2 separate regions of the Homo sapiens genome follow, and region 2 is linked to region 1. The links are chromatin loops, found by intact Hi-C in ENCODE. Cell type or tissue: heart left ventricle. All regions are shown on one strand. Each heading gives the region's core, and the rest is flanking DNA. Links, peaks and the distances in the headings are about the cores only.

What was found. A loop is a pair of places that touch in the nucleus more often than their neighbours do. Peaks named below come from ENCODE experiments on the same cell type or tissue, not always from the same donor. Only the 100,000 strongest peaks of a DNase experiment are listed, where the experiment ranks them.
Region 2: a loop joins it to region 1, with 4 times the contacts of the local background. A loop is called at or near these places in 12 of 110 quality-filtered maps.

The regions. Positions count from the first base shown.
Region 1 is chr2:30,343,742-30,349,507 of GRCh38, reverse strand. It overlaps LINC01936 (long intergenic non-protein coding RNA 1936), which reads right to left and starts at 2,862. Exons shown (of 2, transcript NR_122048.1): 1 at 2,393-2,862. In heart left ventricle, for the core only: no CTCF peak of the experiment used is centred there; DNase peaks (open chromatin) are centred at 2,159, 2,497 and 2,907; H3K4me3 peaks cover 2,749 bases; H3K27ac peaks cover 3,367 bases.
Region 2 is chr2:30,683,752-30,689,517 of GRCh38, reverse strand. No RefSeq gene overlaps it. Among named protein-coding and RNA genes, the nearest start is that of CAPN13, 120 kb to the left of the region's middle. In heart left ventricle, for the core only: a CTCF peak has its summit at 3,299 (motif pointing left); no DNase peak of the experiment used is centred there; H3K27ac peaks cover 1,127 bases.

The DNA of each region.
Region 1 (5,766 bases), core at 507-5,506:
AGACTTGAGACACACAGGGGAAAGCCTTGTGAAGATAAAGACAGAAATGGAATTTGGCCACCACAGCCAGGTAATGCCAGGAGCCACAGAAGCTGGAACAGGTGAGGAAGGATTCTCCTCTAGAGTCTTTGGAGATAGCATGGCCCTGCTGTCACCCTTTATTTTGGACTTCTAGTCTCTAGAACTGTGAGACAATATATTTCCGTTGTCTTAAGCCAACTCAGTTGGTAGCAATTTATTAAGGCAATCCTAGGACACTAACACACTAAGGCAAGACGTTGTCATCAGCCAGGTCGCTGGGAGCCACTGAAGAGCAGAACCTGCCTTCCATGACATCAATGTGCCCATGGGGATTTGAGGCTGGCCAAGGTGCCAACCTTAGCCCACAGTCATGCCTGGGCTTTTACACTTGTCTGGCGTCTGTACCTTTGGGGACAGTACTGTGTGGAATGACTGGAAACTGTTGCTTGTACCAGCTGACCACAGTCAGAACTGTTCTGGGAAATGATGGCCCATTTGGTAATGGAAAGCAATGTTCTCCTGCCCACTCTCTCCCAACCTCCACACCAGGCACAGCCTGGGCCTCACTTGCTGACTCAGGCAGATGGCTTAACCTCTCTGTGCCTCTCTTTCTAACCTATAAAATGACGATTAAAATAATGCTTGTCTCAAGCACTGTTGGGAGAATGAAATGAGACTGTATGTGCAAAGGGCCAAGCACAGTGCCTGGTACTCGGTAGGGCCCTTTCTCCACTGCCTTTCCTATGTCCTCTAAAGGAGCTTCTTTCAGCGTGGTGGCTTAATGGAATGATTTCCATTCACTCTGTATCTGTGAGGATTCAAAGAATTACACCGAAGAGTCCTTGATGGGAGAGGGTTGGAGCAAAGGCGGGTTGAATTGCTCCATATAAAAGACTAACAGAAACTTCCAAGGGTCCTTGGAAGGTCAAAAGGAAAGAGGTATGATGATGTTGCCTCTTGAGGGATGGTAGAGTCTGGAAGAGGGGAGAAGAGGAGACAGTGTCTGTGGACAACATGGCAGTGGGTGGAACCGGGAGCACTAGAATGGCTGGCAGAGGAGGTCCCTGAGGAGGATTGGCCAAGGAAGCACAGGGCAGTGGTGTGAACTGTTCCCTCTCCTGTACTTCACAGTCATCGGTCATCCCCTGCTCCTACCAAAGGGTAAATGTTGGTTCCGTCAGCTGTCTCGGGTCAGTGCTTCTTTAGGGAGTATGGGGAGAGGGACACATCATGTGTGGGATGAGGCCGCATGGAAAGCAGACGACATCTGCAGGGGACACATCTATGAGGGTGTCTATCACAATTCTCCCAGTCTAAACAAGAAATGAGATTGGGAGACATGTTGCTCTGCAGAATTCCCAGGGGTTGGAACAGGAGGATGAAAAAAGGCTTGAAATTCTGACTGCAAGTGGGAAGAGAGCACCAGGCAGTTGACCCGGACGCTAAAGGAAAAGGTGAGCTCAGCGGCTTGAGGACTTGGTGACAGCCAGGAAGCAGCTCTTGGGGACCCTTTTGACTTAGCTCCTGATTCCCTGCCATGCTGGCGTGGTGCAATGCATTCAACAGATTCTCAATAAATCCCTAAAAATAAATTATGTCTTGCAGGGGCCATAGAGAGCCAGAATACTATGTAATATTATGCATGGGAGGAGCTGGTGCTGCAAACCAAAGTCAAACCATGCACAGGGAGCTTCGAAGGATCTTCTCCCTTTTCAGCCCCTGCTAGCTCAGTGGACTTTATCTCTTTCCTTCTTCCCTAGGCCTTTTCTCCTGAGTAAATTCTCTCCAGTGCCTGATAGCAGTTTGTAAACTTTTTCCCAGATGACTGCTCTCTATAATCTATAATTCTCATCAATTATATATGAAAATATACACCTATATCTAAGGACATATATATATATATTTATATATATAAAATATGTAAATATATTATATATAATGTATATAATTATATAGAGATATATTTTATCTTTCCTCTGTTCCTTTAAAGCAAATCACTCCCACTCCCACTGCCTTTTTTTTTTTTTTTTTTTTTTTTTGAGACAGGGTCCCGCTCTATTGACCAGGCTGGAATGCAGTGGTGCAATCATGCCTCACTGCAGCCTCTGCCTCCCCGGCTGAAGTGATCCTCCCACCTCGCCCTGCCAAGTAGCTGGGACTGCAGGCACGCACCATCACGTCGGGCTAATTTTTGTATTTTTTGTAGAGATGGGGTTTTGCCATGTTGCCCAGGCTGGTCTTGAACCCCTGACCTCAGGTGATCCACCCGCCTCGGCCTCCCAAAGTGTTGGGATTACAGGCGTGAGCCACCGCGCCCCACCTCCATCTTCTACATGAGGATAAGGAAGCTCTGAGAGGTTAAGTGACTTGCCTAAGGTCACTCAGCCAATGAATGGTGGAGCCCAGCACTTAGCTCAAGCCAGGCGGCGTCACCGCTCACTGCAGGCTGTTCCCACGTGGTCAGGCGCAGGGTCTTTCTGCCTCATCACTGAAGTGGGGACTTGAATACGGCTCTTCCTTTTCTTGCATCCTCCATGTGCCCTCCTGGTAAACCAGATCCCCACGGCCTCAGCCGCTCTTCATCGGCCTGACTTGGGCTTCCAGAGCCTGCCCAGCCCACGTGGGGCTGGTTTGGCAAAAACTGGGCTCTAGATTTTGCTTTAGCTGTTTTCTTTTCCACTTCATTGTTTCCGTGGGATGTCTGCCTTCCCAAAATAACACCGGGGCATTCCAGGTAAACTCAACATCCGACGAAAATCCCCATTCAGCGGCAAGTCCGAAGGGTCCTGGTTTTTGCTATTGTTTTCCTCCCTTCCTCTGGCTCAGGCGGGGTAGGCGTCTGGGACAGGTTCCCGGTGGAGCCTGGATGGAGGGGGAAGCAGGAGGAGGAGAGGAGGGGCTTGGCCAGCTCCAGCCAGCCAGCTGATACTCCCGCCCTCTGCGCTAGCACTGGAGGTAGCCCTGAGCTTTCCCTTCTCACTTTGCTGGGGAATGTTCAAAGGCCTGTAGGAAAAGAACTGGGCAGGGTCTTGTGCCCTACTTCACTTTTATCAGAGAAAGAAAATAAAACCAAGGTGGCCCCTAATTCTGCTCTGATTTCTGGAGGCAGCATGGATGATATCATGGAGAAGCACTGGCTTTGGATTAAGCCAGAGCTGGGCTGAATCCTGGCTCTGGTGCTTACCAGCTGTAAGCTGTAGCAGCTGTAAGTCCATAAACAGCTTATGTGTTCCTCTGAGCCTCCATTTCCTCATCAGTAAAATGGGAGTGATAGTGTCCCTATTAGAGCAATAAAGACAGATGAATTCAATGCCCCAAATAGGACCTGCCCCATAATAGGGGCTCAACCCATATAGAATAGTTTTCTCTGTACTTCCTAGGATATGGGAGGAGGGGGAGTTGCTTACTTCTTCTTTGCTTTTTTTTTTTTTTTTTTTTTTTTAAGACAGAGTCTTGCTCTGTCACCCAGGCTGGAGTGCAGTGGTGCGATCTTGGCTCACTGCAACCTCCGCCTCCCCGGGGGTTCAAGTGATTCTCATGCCTCAGCTTCCTGAGTAGCTGGGATTACAGGCATGCAGCGTCACTCCCAGCTCATTTTTTTTGTAATTTTAGTAGAGACATGGTTTCACCATGTTGGCCAGGCTGGTCTCGAACTCCTGACCTCAAATGATCCACCTGCCTCAGCTTCCCAAAGTGCTGGGATTACAGACAGGAGCCACCGCACCTGGCCTTCATTGCTTTTTGATGTCATTATTACCCAAGTGCTGAGAAGGTGCTGTTTAGAGGCCAACTTAGAGAAGTGGAAAAAGCAGAGAGAGTGTCGTCAGACAGGTAGGGCCCATGCCTTACTTGTTTATGTATGTACCCCTAACAGAATTTTGTAAAGCTATCCACTGTCTACCCCCAGCACATTTAAAAAATGAAGTTCAAAAGTTAAGTAGCTGCAAAAACTGTGGTTTCTGGCTTATTGTAAATATTGATATTTAAAACCTACTGTGACTTCACACTTTAAAATGGATCCAGTGGAATGTAACATCGACAATTTGGTAGCCCCTATCATCCATTTTAAAATTTATGAAAAAGCTGATTGGCATTCAGGAATTTTACATCTTTCTTTTTATCTCCTGGAACTCTTATTACTATTCCTACTTCCTTCACAGATTTTTATCCTGACATATTATTTTCTTATGCTTCAGAGTATTTTATTGATCACATTTACATACATGGAAAAAGCCGTTTTTCGTATTTTATACTTTTTTTTTTTGCTCTTGTAGGATTCTCCCCCAAGAGCAGGGGGAATGAAGAACAAAGTCATTAAATGAAAATTGTTATTTTATTTATTTATTTATTTATTTTGAGATGGAGTCTTGTTGTGTCGCCCAGGCTGGAGTGCAGTGGCACGATCTCGGCTCACTGCAACCTCTGCCTCCTGGGTTCACGCCATTCTCCTGCCTCAGCCTCCCGAGTAGCTGGGACCACAGGCGCCCACCACCACACCCGGCTAATTTTTTGTATTTTTAGTAGAGACGGGGTTTCACCGTGTTAGCCAGGATGGTCTCGATCTCCTGACCTCGTGATCCACCCGCCTCGGCTTCCCAAAGTGCTGGGATTACAGGCGTGAGCCACCGCACCCGGCCAAAAATTGTTATTATTCTCACCACCAGTACAAGGATGCAGAGGCCCTGTGAGCTATGGAATTATTCATGGAGTCATTCCCCACGTTGGGTCCCCTTTCTTTTGTAAAACGGAAAAAGCCTTAGTGTGTTAATTCAGTCTTATTCTCAGATAACTCCATTTTAGGGAAGAAGGCCGATGCAAGTTGAGGATCTGGAAATTGGTTTCCTGATTATTATTTTTGCCTAATTACCCTCTGGAATTTGATACATATCCCAGTTAGAGGACACTGAGTTCCCATTTAAAATCCAACTTTACCACTTAATATGGTCAGGTAACCTGAGGCAGGTTTCCAAACCTGTGGGTTTCCACAGAGGATTGCTACTAGAATAAAATGAGGTTATAGATATTATGCTATGAAGTTTAAGTTCCCAATAAATGGTGAATTCTCAGGGGATATGTTTTTCACTATTTAGTATTTATGAGATTAGGGTGTGTATTATTATCAGTGTGTACATTTGATGTGGTAGGGCTTTCCCCCAAATCTGTTTTTGAATTGCAATTGATAACATATAGGGTAAAGACATAGGGTAGTTTGCATCCTTCCAGCCTGCCCGCAATCTGCCTTCTTTTAGGTTTCCAGGCCCATTCTGACCTGGGCTCATGGCTTTGGGAGCTGAAATCTATAGCAAATAGCCAGTGATACCTCTTGAATCCTTTTCCCAGGTTGTAACTGTGGCTCAGAGCTCATCAGCCTGTAAGTGTCATTGGACAATTTTCTCTAGATCCACTCCCCTAACTGCAAGCTCATTGAATTGCATCTGATGTTTGCTTTTCCCTCCGCAGCTTCGTGAAAGTTTCTTGTAGTTTTCTTTGATCTGTATGACAGTTCATTGTCCCGAAGAGCTATGTCATCCTTGGATTTGATGGCTTCACTGTGTACTCCTTTTTATTTGAAAGAAAAAAGAAGCCAACTGAAAAGAGATCTGAGCGCTGATCCCCGTGAGAAAGGACAAAGTCACATCCAAAGAAGCCGTTATGCTGCCTTTGTTCCTGGACTCTACAGAGATCCATATCCAGTGTGAAACATCTCTCTGATCACGTATTAGAAGTCAGCAAATATCATTGAAT
Region 2 (5,766 bases), core at 567-5,566, 340 kb before region 1:
GCCTTGTTCTCCTCTGTGCCCATTCCACCATAGGTGCAGGGGAAAAGTGTCACCCTTTCCTTGGTCTCATAGCCTCTGGGGCATTCTGTGAATGAGTCTGAAAACAAGCCATTGCAGGGAGGGAAAAATAAGCTGCTTACCCCAGAATGGCTCTCTGAAGCTCTGCCGGCCACCTCCTCCCAGGCCTTTGCAACAGAGACACCCTCCTCTGTTGACAGGGTAGGTCACCCTAGGAATCAGGCAGTTCTCTCTTAGGTGTCAGCTTGCAGCACTCCCATGAGGACAGGCTGGGTCAGGAGCCCACCCTCTGCTCTGATGAACTCCCACAGACCCAGGATGGAAAGGCCACAGACTCCCTTTTGCAGCTTTCCCTGGTGGAGGGACAGGTTGAGGGACAGGCTCCAGGCCAGAGGCACTCGGCTTCCATCCAGGGAGAAAAGCTGTGCAGACACGTTTCCCTCGCTAGTCACTAGGACTGAGAGCAGGGAATGAGTGAAGCTGGGACCAGCCAGGCCATGGTGCCAGCTGTGCCTGAAGCAAATACTAACAACAGCTATAATTAGCAGTAATGACCCGAATGGCTAGCATACTGTGCTGATGGATTTACAACAGGGGCGGTGGGGCTGTGGAGAGAATTCGAAGGGTCTGTGAACTTGAATGGGGAAAAAATTTATATCCTTATTTTCACTAACCTTCCACTGAAATTGAGTATCTCCTGCTCTTCTGAATGTAGTCAACAGGCCTCAGACATTTTAGCAGCATCTGCGACTTGCCAGTAGAAATCAAAGTTACATTTCATATCACTGCATTTGTTACGATATCTGAAATTATTGTTTAAGCTAATCACTGCTTCAGAATTATGGGGGTTGCGAGATCTGTCACTAGATCTTGTTTGTCGTGTTAACAAGAATCTGTGATGTGATATCAAAAATTTTAGCTTCTATAAAAATATTGTGATAACTGTATTTCAATGTAATTGGTGTTATCCTATGTCTTCTGTTTCATGCATTTAAAAATATAGCTCTGAGGAGGGATTCAAAGCTTCACCAGGCTGCCTTAACGAGGAAGAGAGGGGCTGCTCTACTGGCATAACCTTGAACAATGCTCCCAACCAGCCAGTGTGGGGGCAGGGCTGGAAGGACCTAGGTTGGCCTGCATACATTTTGGGGGTGCAGATCCCTTTGTTCAAAAAAAGTTTTTCAGGGGCTGGGCGCGGTGGCTCACACCTGTAATCCCAGCACTTTGGGAGGCTGAGGCAGGTGGATCACTTGAGGTCTGGAGTTTGAGACTAGCCTGGCCAACATGGTGAAACCCCATCCCTACTAAAAATACAAAATTTTGCCGGGCCTGGTGGCATACACCTGTAGTCCCAGCTACTCAGGAGGCTGAAGCAGGAGAATCACTTGAACCTGGGAGGCAGAGATTGCAGTGAGCCAAGATCGCAGCACTGCACTCCAGCCTGGGTGACAGAGTGAGACTCCGTTTCCAAAAAAAAAAAAAAAAAAAAAAAAAAGAGTGTTTCAGGAAGGCCAGCGTGACATCATATAAAGGTGGGACTGCTCTGGTAGAATTTGGGGGCAGGGGGTCCTTGGAGCTTCCTTACCCTGCCTACCGAGCCCTTTCATTAGATGCCGTCCTGCTCTTCCCCGCTTCCAAAAAAGCTCCATGGACTTCCTCAGTTTCCACAGAGCACATTTGCAAATCATGGACCTAATGCAGCCCCTGTCCAGGACCACCTCGTTGGTGGCATAACTTCCTATACAGCCCTGCCCATCGGAAGTCCAGGATGCCCTGGTTCTAGGCCCACAAGGCCTCAAGCTTGACTGTAGGCAGATCTGGGGTAGAATTTGGGGGATGTCATTTATGATCCCAGAATGAGTCCTCCCATGCATTCCTGAAAAAGACCAGGAGAAGGCTGGGCGCAGTGGCTCATGCCTATAATCCCAGCACTTTGGGAGGCCAAGGCAGGCAGATCACAAGGTCAGGAGATCAAGACCATCCTGCCCAACAGGGTGAAACCCCATCTCTACTAAAAATACAAAAGTTAGCCAGGCGTGGTGGTGGGCGCCTGTAGTCCCAGCTACTCAGGAGGCTGAGGCAGGACAATCACTTGAACCAGGGAGGCGGAGGTTGCAATAAACCGAGATTGCACCACTGTACTCCAGCCTGGGCGAAAAGAGCAAAAACTCCATCTCGAAAAAAGAAAAAGACCAGGAGAGAGAGGGGTTCCTAGCCCAGAGGGCTCTCACCAGCAGCTCAGGAGTTAAAAACATGGGCTTAGAAAGCTCTAAGTTCAAATACTTTTCCACCGCTTACTAGTGGTGTGTGCCGTCCAGCCTCCACTTTCACCTGGTAATTAGGAATAATACAATTTCCCACATTTAAAGGTTGTTTTGAGTTAAACGAAAAAATGCATGTAAAGAGCTTAGCCTGACCCAGCAAATGCTCAGTAAGTGGCTGTTGCTACCTGAGCCCTTTCTCTGGGGAAGATGTTTGCACCTGCCACAGCCTCTGCCCTCCTCATCCTTTCCCTCTAAGGCATCTCCCCATTGGAGACCACCTCCAGGCTTGTTTTCACCGTCCAGGCCTGGAACTCTTAGTCCTTCCAATCCTTTCCAAACATGTCACTTGGCATTCTCAGGGTGTTTTGGTAGCAGCAGCCACAGCTCACCCAGACGGCACACACTGTAGCTATTATCTAATCATCTAATAATTAGCTTGACATTTATAAAGGGCCTTGAGGGATAACTGCTTGGGGTAACTGCTGTTTTCAAATGCGATGGTACCGTAATTTTGCACCTGTGCCAGGCAAAATGTGAGCAAGAGGGAACAGTGACCCAAGCCTCTGCCTGCCCTCAATTGTCCTTAGTGTGTTTAAGTGGAAGCAGATTTACCCAGAAGCTAACAAAGCATAAGCGTCAAGACCCCTTACCTGCACGGTCCTGTGTTTTCTGTAAAGTTTGCAAAAGTAGCATACGTTTGCTTTTTTTTTTTTTTTTTTCTTAAAGAGGCACTTCAAAATTGTATGAGCTGCAGGTGCTACAAAACCTAACCCACTCCTGGGTTTAAATCAGAGCTGTCTCTTGGATCAGTCCTGCCTGGAAGCCTACTTTTCCTATTGTTGCCATCAAGAACTGGCAAATGGGTTTGGGGCAGAAGGTTAAGGAGGGGGCTGCACTGTGGGCTAAACATGGTGATTTGCTGGATCAGAATGGAGCCCCAGACTTTCCAGCATTAGGGATTCAGAGATCCCTGTTCTGCCACCTGCTGGCTGGAAGACTTGGGTGCCGCCACACAATCTCAGCCCAGGAGTCCTCCTCAGTAAACTGCCATTTAGAAGCCTGACCTGCCTACAGCACAGCCAGAGGTTACTATGAAGAGCAAACAAGCTCTCTGTCAATATGCTGAAGTGGCTGTTTGGTGGTGACTGCAAAAACACACAAAACATTGAGTTAGGACTTAAAAGGCCGGCAATAAACTCCCTCCCCAGCCCATGGCAAGTAAGTCATGCATGGAATGAGGTACATAGCTTGCATGTGCCTTACTCGACTAAGAAATAAAATAGGGAAAATACTCCCTAGCCCTTGTTAGTAGGAGCACAGGTTGTGAGAAGCGAAAGCAGTCATCTGCCTGGACACCTGGGGGGCCACAGTCTTCCCACTTCTACAGCCTCAGGCCTTTGGGAGTAGCCCCCAGGACAGATGACCAGGGAAAGGATATGGCTTTGGCCAGGACACGGAAGAGAGAGGTGAGAGTAGATAAAAGCTTCCACTGCAACAAGGGCAGGCTCTCATTATTGCTGTTAGTGGCCCCACCTCCCAGCTGGGCTCAGACCCCAATGCCCTCTGATACCTTCCCTTCTGGTTTCCCCACATCTGATTAGTTAAGTCCTAAAATCCCCACCCTCAGTATCTGTTGCTTCATCCCCTCCCTACTATTCCTACAGGCCATCTTCTATTTCTGTTCTGGACTATAGCAACAGACATCTAACACAGGGCTTCCAACAAATGGGATACAGGTATGCTAGGGTTTTATCTCCTTGGCCCTGGACACAACCAGATCAGGCTTGGGGAAGCTGGGGCCTCTGGACTAGCATCTTGCAGCCCCAGGAAGCCTCCTTTGGTACTCCCAATGCACATTGCACTCCCAATGCAAATGTCATCATTTTTATATTGCCTCTATGTGGAAAATTTGGGGAATGCTGACCTCCCAAGTGCCCCTTTCTGCCCACTCAGACGCATCCTGGGCACTGTGGCCAGGTTGATTTCCATGGAGTCCAACTATAATAGTGCAGTTCACCTTCAGAATGGCAAGATTCTGCATGGAATGACGGTTGCAGCAAGCCACACCTGGCCACAAGATCAGGTGAAAAGACCCAATGCCAGAGTCCTTCTCACAGCGTGGTCCTGTGAGTTGCAATGTGTGGAGAAACATAGTCTGGGAGCACAGCAGACTACACTCCTTCTCTTAGGTTGTGGTTCTCAGATTCTATGGTGTACATGCATCACCTGCTACACTTGTGAGAAATGCAGATTCCAGGGCCTCCTCCCTTCCCCCTCCCCACTCCCCAGCCCCTCACCAAAATTATAAACCAGGGGGTTTGCAACTAGTCCAAGAAATTTACATTTTTGAGAAGCATGCTGACTATGAATGCAGGTGTTGCACAAACCCTACTTTGGGAAACAGTGCCCCAGTGACCACAGCTAATTGCAGATTTCACCCAGTCAGCCCAAAAGATGAAACACCGCATATGGACAGGAATTAGCAGTAAAAAACTGTGTTTCAGCCTAAAACTTGAAACCAAATACGTCACTTGGAATAATTCCATAAGAATAAGAGATCATTAAAATACGGAAAGTGGTTGAAAGGAAGACCATCTGTGCAAACCAAAGCAGTTTCGAGGAACCAAAATAAGTTACTCAGACCCGAGAACATTCTCCCAGAAGGGCAAACCACATGAAAAATACAAAATGTAATCCTAAAGAAAAAGGAAAGTCTTGAGATTCTGGAAATAAATTATTTATAATCTATAACCAAAGCAGCCCATTGGGCAGAAAAATACAGCAAACTGCTCTCTACAGTGTGAGCAGATGGAAGACATTGAATACGCACATGACCAAATATGAATGGCACGAGTTCCTTCAGGGGGTTCCCAAAGTGGAGTGAACTTCATCAATGGCATTATCATCTGCGGTGGGGGAGATGCTTCAGCAACAATTCCAGCAGCTCCGGGACCTGTCCTGTCATTCAGCTGGGTGGTTCTACAGGCTGTCACTACCTGTTCTGATTCCCAGATGGAGGCATGGTCGGCTCACAAGAATACCATGAATGTATCAGGCAAGTGGCACTGAACATCTGAAATCCAGACTGACTTGAAAAATAGAGATTGCACGTTCACCATAATGTTGTGGGATGTTTGACCCTCAGTCAGCAGATTGCCATCCTCGTGGGTTATTCCTGCCATTTGCTCCTTTACTTCCTTTTGGCCACCGCATGAACCATTTAATCACACTTCAAAACTCTGCTCAGTATGTGGAGTGGAGCGGAGGGCTCAGGAACCATTCTGGGTGGTAACGGACTGTGATTAAATAGAGACCCAGCAGTGACTGCAGAGTCCTTTTAACCAGGACAAAGCTGTGGTTCTTCCCCTTTGCTTGGGGACAGTGGAGGCCAGAGAAGACCGGGAGATGGTTCTGGAAGGGGCAACTCCACCTGGTTTACTAGCACCTCATTTGGGCTGGTTCACACCCATGGGATGGGCGCTCA